2 separate regions of the Homo sapiens genome follow, and region 1 is linked to region 2. A link is a contact called in ENCODE Hi-C data. All regions are on one chromosome and are shown on one strand. Each heading gives the region's core, a stretch centred on a gene start or an enhancer-like site at or near the end of the contact. The rest is flanking DNA. Distances are from core to core; before and after follow the strand shown.

Region 1 (7,519 bases), core at 4,113-6,612, 1.6 Mb before region 2:
ACTGGCAAAATAAAGGGAATAATGCCTACCTCTCAGGGTTCTTGGAAGAATGAAATGAGATAATACATGTAAAGAGCTTAGCACAGTGCCTGCCATATGGTAAAGATAAATGTTCGTGTACAACTAGGAGTAGCGAGTAGCAATAATAAAAATGATAGTAGCAGTGGAAACAGGATGATAAAAAGAAAGAGTGAAAAACGGGGAAAAGAACAGTAAATTGAAAATGGTAGGTCTGGGTTCAAGCCCAAACCTCAGATTTCAAGAAGTCGGATTTGAGTTCCTCATCATTTTACTTCTCTTCTAGGCAGAAAGAACATCACAACATTCAGCCTTCTTTGGAGGTCCAGAAATTCAGAAGGTAAATTCCCTTCCATCTGTAACCTGAGTTAGTGCCATACTAGCCATTCTCCTATTAGCCTGCTGCAATGACCTGTAGTGAGGCACTTCACCTCTCCTGGCTTTACTTTCCCCAACCATAAAATAGGGGGCATTGGAAGACATCATCCCTCGAGCTCCTCTGCTTTTGATCCTGAGAGCTGCATCCTCAAGTCAGATTCTGCTCTGGACAGAGGATGGGGTTGTGATTCTTCAGCGTTTTGCTTCAACCCCTCAGAGAAGCTCCCAGAGGCAAACTTGTCTCCCTGAGTTCTGTCTCACGTTTTTCTTTCTCTACAGCCTCGACACTCGTTTTTCATGCTCTCAACTGTTTGCCCTCCAGGCTGCCAGGACCTCTGCAACATATCCTGGGAGTCACCAAGGAGCTGTGGTGGTGCTTTCTGGAGCATTCGTGACCTCGGGCCCTTTGAGCTTCTGTGTGAAAAGTCTTTCTGGGAATTTCCACAGCACACTGCCTGCCAGCATTCAGCAAATGTGGATAGGGTCTTCCTGGTTTTCACTGTGTTTTCCCAGACACAGTGAAACCCACTTGCCTTCAGCCAAAACCAATGAAGAAATGAAACCACAGGGCTATCAGCTCTTCCTCTTCAGAAATCCAAGAGTCTTTATTGCTTCTACCACATAAGAAAGTTGGAATCAGAATAGCCAGTGGCACTGGCTGTGGTTTGAATGTGTTCCCCAAGTTGATGTGTTAGAAATTTAATCCCCAATGCAACAGTGTTAAGAGGTGAGACCGTTAAGAGGTGATTAGATCATGACGGCTCTGCCTCATGAATGAATTAATGCAGTTATTGTGGGAGCTGGTTCCAGATTAAGAAGATGAGTTTACCTTGCTTCATCTCTCTCTCTCTCTTTCTTTTTCTCAATCTCTCTCTCTCCCTTCCTCCCTCCCTCCCTCTTGCTCCTTCCTCCTCTCTCTCTCTCTCTCCCCCTCCCTCCCTCCCCATCCCTCTTGCCTTCTGCCATGAAATAACACAGTAGGAAGGCCATAACCAGATGCTGGTGACATGGTCTTGGACCTCCCAGCCTCCAGCACCATATGCAAAATAAACTTCCATTGTTCATAAATTACCCATTCTCACGTATTCTGTTAGAGCAGGAAAAAGTGGACTAAGACAGAAACCCTCATTTCCCAGTTAACAAAAATGGGCCTTAAGTGGTGAGTCATTTGTCACACATGTCTCAGTGAATGGGACAGCCAGGACTGGTCAGCCATACCCCCTGACATCACATAGTAGTTATTCTCTATGCCTTGTCACCCAATAACCCACCAAGCATACTGTGTGCCAGGATCTGAGTCAGGGCCCAAGAGCCAGTAGAGAGAAAATAGACTCTTTTCCTACAGAGGTCAGCATCAGACTAAACTGTAAACAAATCAGCAGAGTGCAATGTAGAAAGTAAAGTGCCAGTAACAGAGATGTGTATGGAGGGCACCAGAGGGAATCCGGAGAAGCACCTGGGTTTTGAATATAGGAAAAAGAAGCTCCAAGGAGGAAAAGGGGAGACGGGCATCCTAAACTAAATAAAGAACATATCCAAAATGGCGCCAAAAACTATGCCATTGTGGCAAGAAGGTCTACGCGGCTGTCACAGAGGGCATGAGCAGGGAGTGGACACTGATCAACCATTGGGCACGAACACACCACTCCAACCTTAGGGGCCCAAATGGCAATCATTCACATGCTCACAACTCTGTGGGTTGCAACATGGGCTGGGCTCAGCTGGGCAGGTCATCTCCTCCTCCTGGTGCTGGCTAGGCTCAGCCACATGTCTGCAGTCTGAGAGGCGGTGGGGTGGGAGGTGCTGGCTGGTGGGCTGACAGCCTCACCTGAACATCTGGTGGTGTGTGCTGACTGATGGCTGGGCCTCTCACTTCACATGGCCTCTTATCCTCCAGGAGGCTTGACAGAGCATCTTTACATAAAAGCAAAGTGTCCCACAAGAGCAAGGTCTAACCTTGGACATCACACATGTCTCTCTGCAAGACTCTGCTGGGCAGAGCAAGCCACAAGGCCAGCCCCAATTCAGGGAATACGGGGAGTCAAGCCAAGATGCAACAGGGAGGCACAGTTCTCTGAGACCATGAACACTACAACCCATCCCAGAGTGGAAATAAATAGTGTTAGTGCAGGTGTTCACACTGTATCTTTCAAATGGGAGTGTGAACCACTTAAATTCAAAAGCATTCAAGGAGCTTAAAAATCATATTCATCTTTGTGCCCTCAATTGCTACTCCCATATTCTTCCTCATACAGTATGTGTTTAATAAATTTGTGTGGATTGGTTGACTAAATTCTGACAAATGCATGTACTTATAAACTTAGAAATTGGAGTTTACCAGGAAAGAATGCCGGAAGGTACAGTTAATAAAGAACAAAAAGTCTCTTTTGCTTACAAAATGCTTCCAGACAACAGAATAGAAACATGAGCATTTCACAAAGAGGGGCCCAAGATCTGCCCCTGAAATTCACCAGTACCAAATCTCTAGGCGGATCATCACCCTCCTTCCATTGTCCAACCTTCACTCCAAATCACATCATTTGTCATGAAGAAAGTAAAAAAGTTTAAGAGGTCAGCACTTGTTTGAGGTTCTATAAAAAAGCTGAGCAAGTCATCATGCCTGGGAAGAATCCTCTTTAAATCATTCCTTAAGTTTAATATAAAGCAAATTGTCTTTGCTCTGCAATAGCAGCAGACTTTTGCTTCAATCTGTCTTCCAAATTTGGGCACCTGACATGCTATTATTTGATGAATTACACTTGGCAAGGTTTATTTATTTCCTTCTGGACAGTGTGCTTTAAATTAAGCAAAACAGTATGTCAGGTGGTTACATGGACAATCTCAACTTCTTTCAGGTGTAAATAATGTAGAGCCTTTGAGATAGCAAATGACTCAATTCCTAATACTCTTTTCTATAAAAATATTATAGAATTCTCTATTTAAATAACTACTGTGGCAGTGACAGTCATCAAATATTTCAGGGTCCTCTCCTTTCAGCATGAGGTAGGAGGACACACCCATGCTTTCACATTGAGTGTGGCCATGTGACTTCTGGCCAATGAAAGTGGGCTCAACTCCTCCTGTTGGTTCCCGACGAAAGCCTCAAGACCCAGTCCTTAATTTGTGACAGCCTCTTCCTCACCAATGTGATTGCAACTTTCCACACAGTGGAGGCTTCATTACCTTCAGTCCTGGAGTTACGACACAGGAGGACAAGGCTCCAACTAACTCACGTTCGCTATTGGGGTTGTTTGTTACAGTGGCATGACTTTGCCCATCCTAACTCAGTATAACTATGATGAACATATAGCTCAACTGCTGTGTCTTCGTTCCATCACCTGAACCCCAAGAAGGTAAACACTGAAGACCACCAGGTAGATACAGAACTGCAGGAGGCCTGCCCTGCACAACCCCCTTCCCTCTCCCCATGAGAATCCCCACATTACTCAGGGCAGCGATGCATCTCTTCTCCATGCTCTGGGGTGGAGTGAGGGTCCCTGTGGCCCAGTCTGGATGATGAGAAGTGTGCAGAGCCCCTTGCAGGCAGCTCACAGGGATGCCCATTCAGGGGGCCAGTAAAGCTGGAGTGCACCCCCTTTTGCTTCCCTTCCCTTCTCCTTGCTTGAACCCTGGGCATGGTGGATGCAGCTCTGGTTGACACCCTAAGGAGGGGGGCAGAACCCAGGGAGCCTGGGTCTCCAATGGCACTGAGGAGCTGCCAGATAAGCACTGTCCACACACAGCCCCACTTCTGGATGAGAAGAAAATGAACCTTTAACTTAAGTAAACTGCTGTCTAAGGGGCTTCCATTTCTAGCACCCAAATGCAATGCCTATCAAACTTCCATGGAGCAGGGGAATCCCCCAGGGCAGGTCTGGGGAATTTCTTTATTCAATGGGAAGTTAATGACCCAGAGAAATAAAAAATCAATGAAAGGTTTCATTAGAATAGAAATTCACTCTGGCTAACATATTTGGTGTATTTTTTTTTTCTTTTGAGACGGAGTCTCGCTCTGTCGCCCAGGCTGGAGTGCAGTGGTGCCATCTCGGCTCACTGTAAGCTCCGCCTCCCGGGTTCACGCCATTCTCCTGCCTCAGCCTCCCGAGTAGCTGGGACCACAGGCGCCCGCCACAACGCCCGGCTAATTTTTTGTATTTTTAGGAGAGACGAGGTTTCACCGTGTTAGCCAGGCTGGTCTCGATCTCCTGACCTCGTGATCCGCCCGCCTTGGCCTCCCAAAGTGCTGGGATTACAAGCGTGAGCCACTACGCCCGGCCACATATTTGGTGTATTTTGTAGCAATGATTGGGGAGGGCATAAAGGCTCAACTCTTGCTGCCCAAAAGATAGGAAATAAGCACAAACGGCTCCTCATCTAATATATTATTGGTTCCGCTATTTTAATTTCATATTTTATTTTGGGGAAAATGAAGGGAAAGGACAAAAAAGTAAAAGACAAGGGCACTCAAATGTCCACTGATGGATGAATGACTACATGACATGAGATTTATACACATAATGGAATAGAATGCAGCCTTTAAAAAGGAAGCACATCCTAGCCAGGCGCGGTGGCTCACACTGGTAATCCCAACACTTTGTGAGGCCGAGGTGGGTGGATCACCTGAGGTCAGGAGTTCAAGACCAGCCTGGCCAACACGGTGAAACTCCGTCTCTACTAAAAATACAAAAGTTAGCCGGGCGTGGTGGTGGGTGCCTATAATCTTAGCTACTCGGGAGGCTGAGGTAGGAGAATTGCTTGATCCTATAAGGTGGAGGTTACAGTGAGTGGAGATCATGCCACTGCACTCCAGCCTGGGTGACAGAGCAAGACTGTCTCAAAAAAAAAAAAAAAAAAGTACGTTCTGACACATGCCTCAACGTGGATGAACCTCAAGGACATCATGCTAAGTGAAATAAGCAGGTCACAAAAGCACAAATATTGTGTGATTCTACTCATGTGAGGTATCTAAAGTAGTCCAAATCACAGAAACAGAAAGTAGACTCATATCTGCCAAGGGGTAGGGGAAGGGGGAGTTTGTGTTTAGTAGGCACGAAATTTCAGTTTTGCAAGATGAGAAAGTTCTGGGGAAGTGTCACGCAACAATGTGATATAGCTGACACAACTCAGTTGCACGCTTTAAAATGTTTAAATGGTAAATGTAATGTTATGTGATTGTAACCACATATTAAAATAAACTTTCAAATAAATTTTAAAGTTCCAAGGGCAGGCTGGGCATGGTGACTCACACCTGTAATCTCAGTACTTTGGGAGGCCAAGGCAGGCAGATCACTTGAGGTCAGGAATTCTAGACCACCCTGGTCAACATGGCGAAACCCCGTCTCTACTAAAAAAAAAATACAAAAATTAGCCAGGCGTGGTGGCATGCACCTGTAATCTCAGCTACTAGGGAGGCTGAGGCAGGAGAATAGCTTGAACCCGGGAGGAGGAGGTTGCAGTGAGCCAAGATCGAGCCTGGGCGACAGAGCAAGACTCCGTCTCAAAAAAAAACAAAAAAAGAAAAAAGGAAAGAAAAAGATTCAAGGGCAGAGGAGGGAAGAGGAGAGAGGAGACTTCATAAACCAAGGTGGGGAGACAAAAGAAGCGGATGGAGGCAGAGGAAGGGCAAGATAGGGGGCATGAAGAATGGGGGCCTTTCTGAGGAGTGGGCACACGAGTCTGGTGACACTGGGTCACTCACTGGGGCAGCAGGCATCAAAGGTCCACACCAGAGTCCTTTCCAACACCCGGGACTATTGTAGACATTCGCCTGCTCACTGGTCTCAGTTCAAAAAGAACCATGCAGCAATTCTTGGAGTTCAGACATTCTCACAGCCTGAGCTGCTTAGTACCTAGGAGGGGCTCAGCAAAGATCTTTCAAATCAATCAATGATCAAACAGTGCTAATCAAGTCCAAGGCGTCCTACATCCTGCTTTTGAGAGCGTCCTGGGAGGGCCCTCAGCTGCAGGGAAAGTCCACCACAGTAGCTACTAGTCACGGTGCTAGTGAAATTTAACTAAAATTAAAGAATATTAAAAATTTACCTTTTTGGAAACACTAGTCCCATTTCACATGCTCAACAGTCACATGTGGCTAGATGTTACCACACTGGGCGGCACAGAACATTCCCATAATTGCAGAAAGGTCTATGCACAGCATTGGTGTAGATGCTACCCTACCCTACACTACCCTGCCCTGCCCTACCCTACCCTAGCCTAGCCTACCCTAGCCTACCCTAGCCTATCCTGTAATAAAAAGAAGCATACCTGGGGCATTAGAAACTCTAGAGTACTAGAGATGACACATTACCTCTACCTTAATTTCTTCATTTGTAAAACAAGGATAATATTTCATCTAACTTATAGGGTTAAGTAGATTAAATTAGATAATACACGTCAAGCACAAAATCCCCGTCTCAGAGTACAGGCTCTACGAATGCCAACTGTCATTTTGTTGGGGAGAAGGAGGAGATAGCTGGTGCATGCATGTGCACACACATGCACCTGTGATTTCTTACAGAGAGAGACCATGACTTACCCTCCCCTCCCCCAGAGTGGGAACAGTTTTCAACAAGTGACTGGAATGGGTGGTACCTCCCTGATGCCCCACTGGGTAGAGGCCCTGTGGGCAGGTTCCAGGCAGTCTGGTTTCTCCTTTCCCACCTGCCTAACAGGAGTCCGCCCACATGGAGCATGGGAATCATGCTTTCTGCACGTGGGAGCCCAAATGGGTAGATGCAGCTCACAGAGCAGGCTCTAACTGAGCCCCCATGTGGCTATAGCAGGCTGTCCAAGGAATCCAATGAAGCAATGAAGGGGTCTGCAGACAGGAACTACCAAGTCAACAAAAACTCCCTCCATCACAGCCCTTCCCTGCAATGACAAGTCACAAACAGCAGAAACCAAGAGACCAGCTAGTATCGAGGAATTGTTCGTTTTCGTCGAAAGGGACGTTGGTGTGCAATGACCACCTTACAGCTTGTGTATCTGTACTCACACGGCTGTGTGTGTGTGCATATGTGTACTTATGTATGTGGAGCATATTATCAAGTGATTCTGAGATCCTGTATTCATGGAAGATTTTTAGTTGCAAAGCTTATTCGACTAGATCCCTTCATTCTTTTTC
Region 2 (6,891 bases), core at 4,378-6,877:
TTGGCTTCCCTGAGCCACACTGAAAGAATAATTGTCTTATGCCACACATAAAATACACTGATAGGTGATGAGCTTTAAAAAAAAAAAATCGCAAAAAAAAAAATCTCATAACGTTTTAAGAAAGTTTACGAATTTGTGTTGGGCCACATTCAAAGCCATCCTGGGCCACATGCAGCCCTTGGGCAATGGGTTGGAGAAGCTTAAACTAAGCCATCAAAAAGAGAAGAAAATGGAATGAAAGATTGGGCCCATATCCTCCTAGACTAAAACATAAAAAGAATGGAAGTCAGCATGGCAGATTTTGGATTACTCCTGGGCTCCAGATACCACTGGTGCCATCATCCCAGGAGAGAATGTTGCTATCCATAGTGTGGATAAAGCCTAGAAGCTGAGGCAAGAGGATCCCTTAAGGCCAGGAGTTTGAGACCAGCCTACGTAACATAATGTCTCTACAAAAAACAAAATAAGCCAGGCATAGCACTTGCCTGTAGTCTCAGCTACTCAGGAGGCTGAGATGAGAGGATTGCTTGAACCCATCCTATAGTCAAGGCTGTAGTGAGGAATGATCATGGCATTGTATGCACTTCAGCCTGGGTGACACAGCAAAACCCTAACTCTAAAAAGAAAAAAAAAATTTAACTTACTAATTTTTTTTTTAAGAAAGCAAGCCTAGAAGTGTTACTTAAAATAATCACATATTTCCTATCAGGCAAAACAACAGTAATGGCTAAATTATAAATAATTTAGAAAAGAAAAAAATTAGAGCCTCAAGAGTAGTTATAAGGAATGTGTGCCACCTGCCTAGTAGGAAATAAAATAAATCATAAAAGTTGAAAGTTTGTATTTGATTCAGGACTTTAAAGAGCCACTACTTTTAGTACAAATGTGCATGAAAAACAACTTCGCCATCAGTATGCCAACTATTTTGTGGTACTAAAAAAATCACCAGAGTCAGGCTGGGCACAGTGGCTCATGCCTGTAATCCCAGCACTTTGAGAGGCCGAGGTGGATGGATCACGAGGTCAGGAGATCGAGACCATCCTGACTAACACGGTGAAACCCCGTCTCTACTAAAAATACAAAAAAATTAGCCAGGCGTGGTGACGGGCGCCTGTAGTCCCAGCTACTCGGGAGGCTGAGGCAGGAGAATGGCGTGAACCCGGGAGGTCGAGTGAGCCGAGACAGCACCACTGCACTCCAGCCTGGGTGACAGCGAGATTCCATCTCAAAAAAAAAAAATCACCAGAGTCTAGCCAAATGCCATTACATTCTTACCAAAGGGGAGAGATTACTGCAAGTTAAAAGAAAGAGTGTAATCATATCTGTTTTAAATTTAGTTTTTAGAAAGTCACTAGAACAGAAGCCTAAACCATAATCAAGACTACAAATCTGATTATTCCAAGACGGGAAAATAAATACCACAGGCTCAAGAAATGCCAACAGTCTTTAGTCCTAAATCTACATATGAAGATTAATTCTACATCAATTTTTTTTTAGTTCCAAGAAGGATACCTCACATTTGCGCCACTCAACACAGTGCAAGAGCTAATTATGGAAGAGTTAATAGGATGGTATGTTGGCCACAAAATGGCATGTCACCCCCTCTCTATCCACAGTGAAACATGGATTAAACTTTATCTCCCACTCAAGGTTCCTTCACAAAGAAATAAGGCTAATTTATGATATAACTCGAAGGCAAGCCAAAACATCTCTCCCACCAGTATTCTAAACTGCTTTCTTGGGTTCAATTTTTCTTACAATCAAAAACAAGTAGAGAATGTATATATGAAAGAAAGCTGCAAGACTAAAATTAAGAGGACCTTTATAGTCGTATTTCATTGAGACTAAATTCTGCCGACCTGTGGTTTTCAAACTGTGGTATGCAACCACCCTGGGTGAACATCATGTCCCAGGGGATTCAAAGACACAGGATAAAAATTTGTACAGCTGCCTAATATCAAATTAATGTGATGATGTGGGAAGCAAAAGATCTTTAACATAAATGAAACATAAGTGTTCCCCTCAAACAACAAACATGTTGTAAAATGCAAACTTTTCCATGAATTTCTAAGATAAAACAGGAAATTATCAAGATATCTTGTACCTATGAATCAAGGTACTTTGAACTCCACCCATAAGATCTGGGAAGGAAAGGGTGAGAAGCAGTGTACGTGTTCACTCTCTTCTGCTGTCACCAAGGGAAAAGTTTAAGGCACACATCATCTCTCTTGTTTCTTTCACCTCTCCAGCAACATGAACTTATTTGTTCTCATATGTTACCCTTCTAGTCCATTCTGTCAAGGCCTAGTCCAAGGCCTTAACGCCCAAATCTGGGCTGAGTGCAAAACCTTGTCTAAGTAGACTCTTTTCATCCTAATCCATCATAAATTATGCTGGTAGAGAAACTTCTTTATATGCTTTCAACTCTAAATTAAATACCTTGAGTAACAACAGTTACCATCATTGAATGCTACTATAGAGTACTTTACATCCACTATCTCATTTAATCCCCAAAATTCTCTAAAGTAGAAGCTCTGTTTTCCAGAGTAGAAAACTAAGATTCAGATTAATTAAACTCCAAGGAAACTAAACTAGTAAGTGACAGAGTTAGGACTCCAGCTCATATCTGACTATAAAGCTTACTACATTACTTACTGAGAAGCTACTTGGTCCAAGCCACTGTACTGATCATCAAGGGGAACAAACTTTCAATCTTATGCTCAAATCCATTACTCCTACTGCCTATAAAACAAGCTCAAACCAAAAAAACAAAAACAAACAAAAAACATCAATGGCACTAAAGACGCTCTATAATTCCCAGCATTTAAAATTGTTTTGTGGCCAAGTAAAATTATTTACTGTTCCCCTAACATAAAAACCTCACCAAACTCTGACTCACATAGTTCATCTCAGTCTAGAATAACTCTATCACCTCCCTTTGCAAAAACTTGATCTCTCCTTAAGGCCCAACCCAAGCCATATAACCTTCAAAAACCTTCCCTATTTAGGTTAATAATGACAGCCCCCTAATAGAGATTACTTAAAATCAGTGCAAGATGACAGGTATAATCCACTTAATAGTCTAAGATCTCTGAGCACAAAAACTACACTGTAACTTGACATTTCTTTCTCTCTTCCTTAGATAGACATACATAGGCAGTCACCCAACTCCCAGTCTTACGTCCTTTCCACTGTCTCACTGAGGCTATAAAAAGTGATTTCAAAACAAAGGATGGCACATGATTTATCATTTTGCTTATACACAGCTGGCTCCCTTTCCACCTGCAGGTGCCCCAAGTCTTTACTCCTCCCCTTCAGAGCACTATCCAAACACACCCTACCTATCATCAAAAGACCTAAGCTGCTTGAGACAATACAAGCCATCAGGAGTGAATTCCTTCACCAGTCCTCCTCTGTCACTTAGAAATATACTTTTATCTTCATCCTAACTTCAGTCCTTCCTGTCTCAGTGTGTCCCTGTGCTTTTCCCCAATTTCTCTACTATCTCCTTGATCTCATCCTCTCTTTAACGTTCAAGCTCTCACTCTAGTTAATTTGTTCCTTTCTCTTATCTTCAGTCTCTCCCTAGACTCTTTCCCCTCAAGCAACAAGCATGTTCATTTCTCCAATCATTTACTCCTATTTATTGAATTTACTATGTGCCAGGAACTGTTCTGTATACTAGGGTTACAGAAATTATCTCTGCCCCCACGGAGCTTATATTCCAGTGAGTGAGACTGAAAATAAACAAGAAATAATTGACAATTATGGCTTCTGAAAAAGATAAGCTGTATGAAGAAAATAAAAAGTGATTCAACTGAGGTGGAATTGCAGAGGAGAGAATGAGTGGTTGTTTTGAGGTCCTCACCAGGGAGGTTAACACTTAAGAAGAATTGTGTGAAAGCGAGGGGCAAAGCAATTTAAAAGAAAGAAAACAAAAAATGCAAACACCTGGGAGAACCACCTTGGTGTGTATTACGAAGAGATAAAAAAGACCTGTGACTGGAATGTAATAAGCCTGGCGGGGACAGTGGCACATAAATGAAACCTGAGTGGCAGGCAGGGACCAGATTTTATAGACCCATAGGGAAGGAGGGTGGATTTTATTCTACCTGCAACAGGAAGCCACTGGACAATCTTAAACAAGGAATGATGTGATCTGATCATACTGAAACCTCAAACATACAAAAATACTATTATCTTTTAGATTAACAAAGTGTTTTCCACAGTTAGAAATTACTGCTCTCTCTAACCTGTTAAAGCAAGAAAAATTCAATTTTAAAATACTGCCTCAACATCTGTATTTAATGCTGTATCAAATATACATTTGCTTTAAAGTTAAAATTAGAGGATACAGAATAAGTGTGGCTAACAAACTCAACAAACCACATTTACCTGTTGATTTCATCTAATGAGGTAAGTTTAGAAAGCACAATCGTCATTCTACCCCTTCCAGATGCTGAACTTCTAATCCAAAAATCAGACTCACCTCGACAAGCTTCTTCAAAATCTTGGGTAATGTCCACCCAGTTTGTATTGCTTTTCTCCATTTTTTCTGGCATACTGAGCTCCCATCCTGAATCGTCATCATCTACAGAAGCTTTCATAACCATTATGCCTGTAAAATTAATACTGATGTAAGAGAGAGGATGTAGCTTTCAGGGCAAGAGTATTTGCAGAAATGGGTGTTTGTTTCAGCATAGGATGAAGTCTTAACTAAACTCTTTAAAGCAGAACTCTTCTGAGTCTAAGGACAGTACTGCAAAGAATAACCTTAATGCAATCAAATCGCACGTCAATTAACACTCCTGCTGCTTACTATTAGCCCACCACCTACCAGGGCCCATAAACATTTTGCCTTCCTACTGTTTAAGAAGAAAAATCACAAACCATCTCACCTCTGGCCCGAAAAGAACAACTCCAGAGCTTCCAACTTTCAATAATAGCCACAAAAGACCAAGGCACTATTCAGGGTCCCCTCTCGCAGCCCAGGACCCCATGCGGCAGCTACCGAAGTCAATCAAGGTAGCCCTTCATCTGGCCAGAGCTCGCTGGGACCTCTCCCGGGCCAGAGCCGGCCCGGACCCAGGCAGAACCTCGCCGGGAGCAATGAGGAGCCGGCAGGCACCGCAGGGTCCCGCCGGCCGGGCCTAGGGCCGAGGCACACCTGAGGCGGGCACACGCTTCCCTTCCGCCCTGCCCGGGTCAGCCCAGCCCAGCCCCGGTCCCACTGGGCGCATAAGCAAGGACAGAGCTGTCGCCGCGCGGGAGGGCGGGCACGTCCGGCGCCGGGTCGTCGCCTCGGCAACACCGGGCAAGAGTGGGGCCTCGGCCGACAGCGGGCACTGGGGAGCCCGCCGCTCCTACCTGACGCGCAGCGGGAGGGCCGGGGCCGCAGGGTGACCTGGGGTCCCCAGGATCTGCCACACGCGCGGGGGGCTGCGGCTCTCGGACACACGAGCGAGAGGGTTTCAATGGCTACGCAGGGGCGGTCCCTACCTACTTCTCCCGTGGTCACCCGCGCCGCCACGCACTGTCCGGACCACGGAAATAACGACGCCGCCTCGGCCGCCGCCGCCCCCTCCCCTCTCAGCCCAGCCCGACCGGCAGCGTGCACGCATGCGTATGCCCGGGACGCGCGACCCCGCCCCCTCTCCCTTACTCCCGGGGACTTCGCGCTCCCCGGCCACACCCCCTCCCTCGCCACCGCCTCCGTTCGGCCGATGGCGGCCGCCTTCTCTTCTCGCGAGATTAGAGACGATCGCGAGACCGGAAGTTATCTTTTTTCACCCTCTGTCGGAGTCCTGGGTAGTGGGCGGTTCCCGGAAAGAGGCGGAGCCCGGAGTCTCAGAGCCCGCCCCGTCTGCGCTGCCCTCTGGGAATTTCTTAGAAAGGTGACGCGAAGGCGGAAGGAAACCGTGGAGGTTTGCGTAGACCTTAGTGGTTGCGAGCACGAACGAGCAGCCAAGCTCCGAGAGCAACAGCGTGCTACTGCTGCCTGACAACGGATTTATGTTTCCTATACAGCGCCTGGGAGTTTCGTGAGGAAACATAGATTCAAAATATCTGCAAAGTCAAGCCAGACATTTAATTTCAGATTCTTATATGTTTTAGATTTTTTTAATTTATTAATAAAATGATCAGTTTTTAAATGGGGTTACATAAATAGACGGGCGCAGGTAAGAAGCACATCTTTATCACCACCTGTTCTTTAGGATGGCCCAAAATTAAAAGATGGAAAAGATAATACCAAATGTTGGCAAGGATGCAGAGCAACTGGACCTCTGTTATGTTGGTGGTGGTAATGCAAAATGGTACAACCACTTTGGAAAACTTAACAATCTCTCCTTATAATCATATACTTATCATTCGATCCAGTAATCTACGAATTTACTTAGGAACAAAAACATATTCATACAAAGGCTTGTACGTTAATGTTCATACCAGCTTTGTTTTGCTTTGTTTTTGTTTTTGTTTGAGACAGAGTGTCACTCTTGTCGCCCCTGCTAGAGTGCAGTGACCTGATCTCGGCTCATTGCAACCTCTGCCTTTCAGGTTCAAGCAATTCTCGTGCCTCAGTCTCCCGAGTAGCTGGGATTACAGGCGCCTGCCCCCACACCAGGCTGTTTTTTGTATTTTTAGTAGAGATGGGGTTTCACCATGTTGGTCAGGCTGATCTCAAACTCCTGACCTCGTGATCTGCCCACCTCAGCCTCCCAGAGTGCTGGGATTACAGGTATGAGCCACCGTGCCTGGCCCAGCTTTGTTTTTAATCATCAAAAACTACAGACAACCCAAATGTCCATCAACTGTTGAATAAAAACAATTTGTGGCATATCCATACAATGTAATGAATGTAATTATCAATAAACAGGGATAAACTACTTGACA

What was found. Hi-C counts contacts between places; a loop is a spot of excess contacts on that map. Pooled maps may share reads with other maps.
Region 1: a pooled map shows a loop between it and region 2 (5-fold over the local background). The contact joins the enhancer-like site here to the promoter of NAA35 in region 2. A Hi-C loop is called at or near these places in 2 of 50 pooled maps.

Annotation. Positions count from the first base shown.
Region 1 is chr9:87,558,399-87,565,917 of GRCh38, reverse strand. All of the region lies in intron 2 of DAPK1 (death associated protein kinase 1), which reads right to left. Among named protein-coding and RNA genes, the nearest start is that of DAPK1-IT1, 8.7 kb to the right of the region's middle. RefSeq lists enhancers at 1,629-2,128, 3,768-3,937, 5,990-6,159 and a cis regulatory region at 3,852. Within about 2 kb of position 5,362, at least 2 of the 41 ENCODE cell types and tissues checked have a DNase peak (open chromatin) inside an H3K27ac peak, as active enhancers do.
Region 2 is chr9:85,939,882-85,946,772 of GRCh38, reverse strand. NAA35 (N-alpha-acetyltransferase 35, NatC auxiliary subunit) reads right to left here and starts at 5,627. Exons shown (of 23, transcript NM_024635.4): 1 at 5,500-5,627; 2 at 4,490-4,618. The coding sequence starts at 4,613. RefSeq lists a silencer at 5,044-5,723.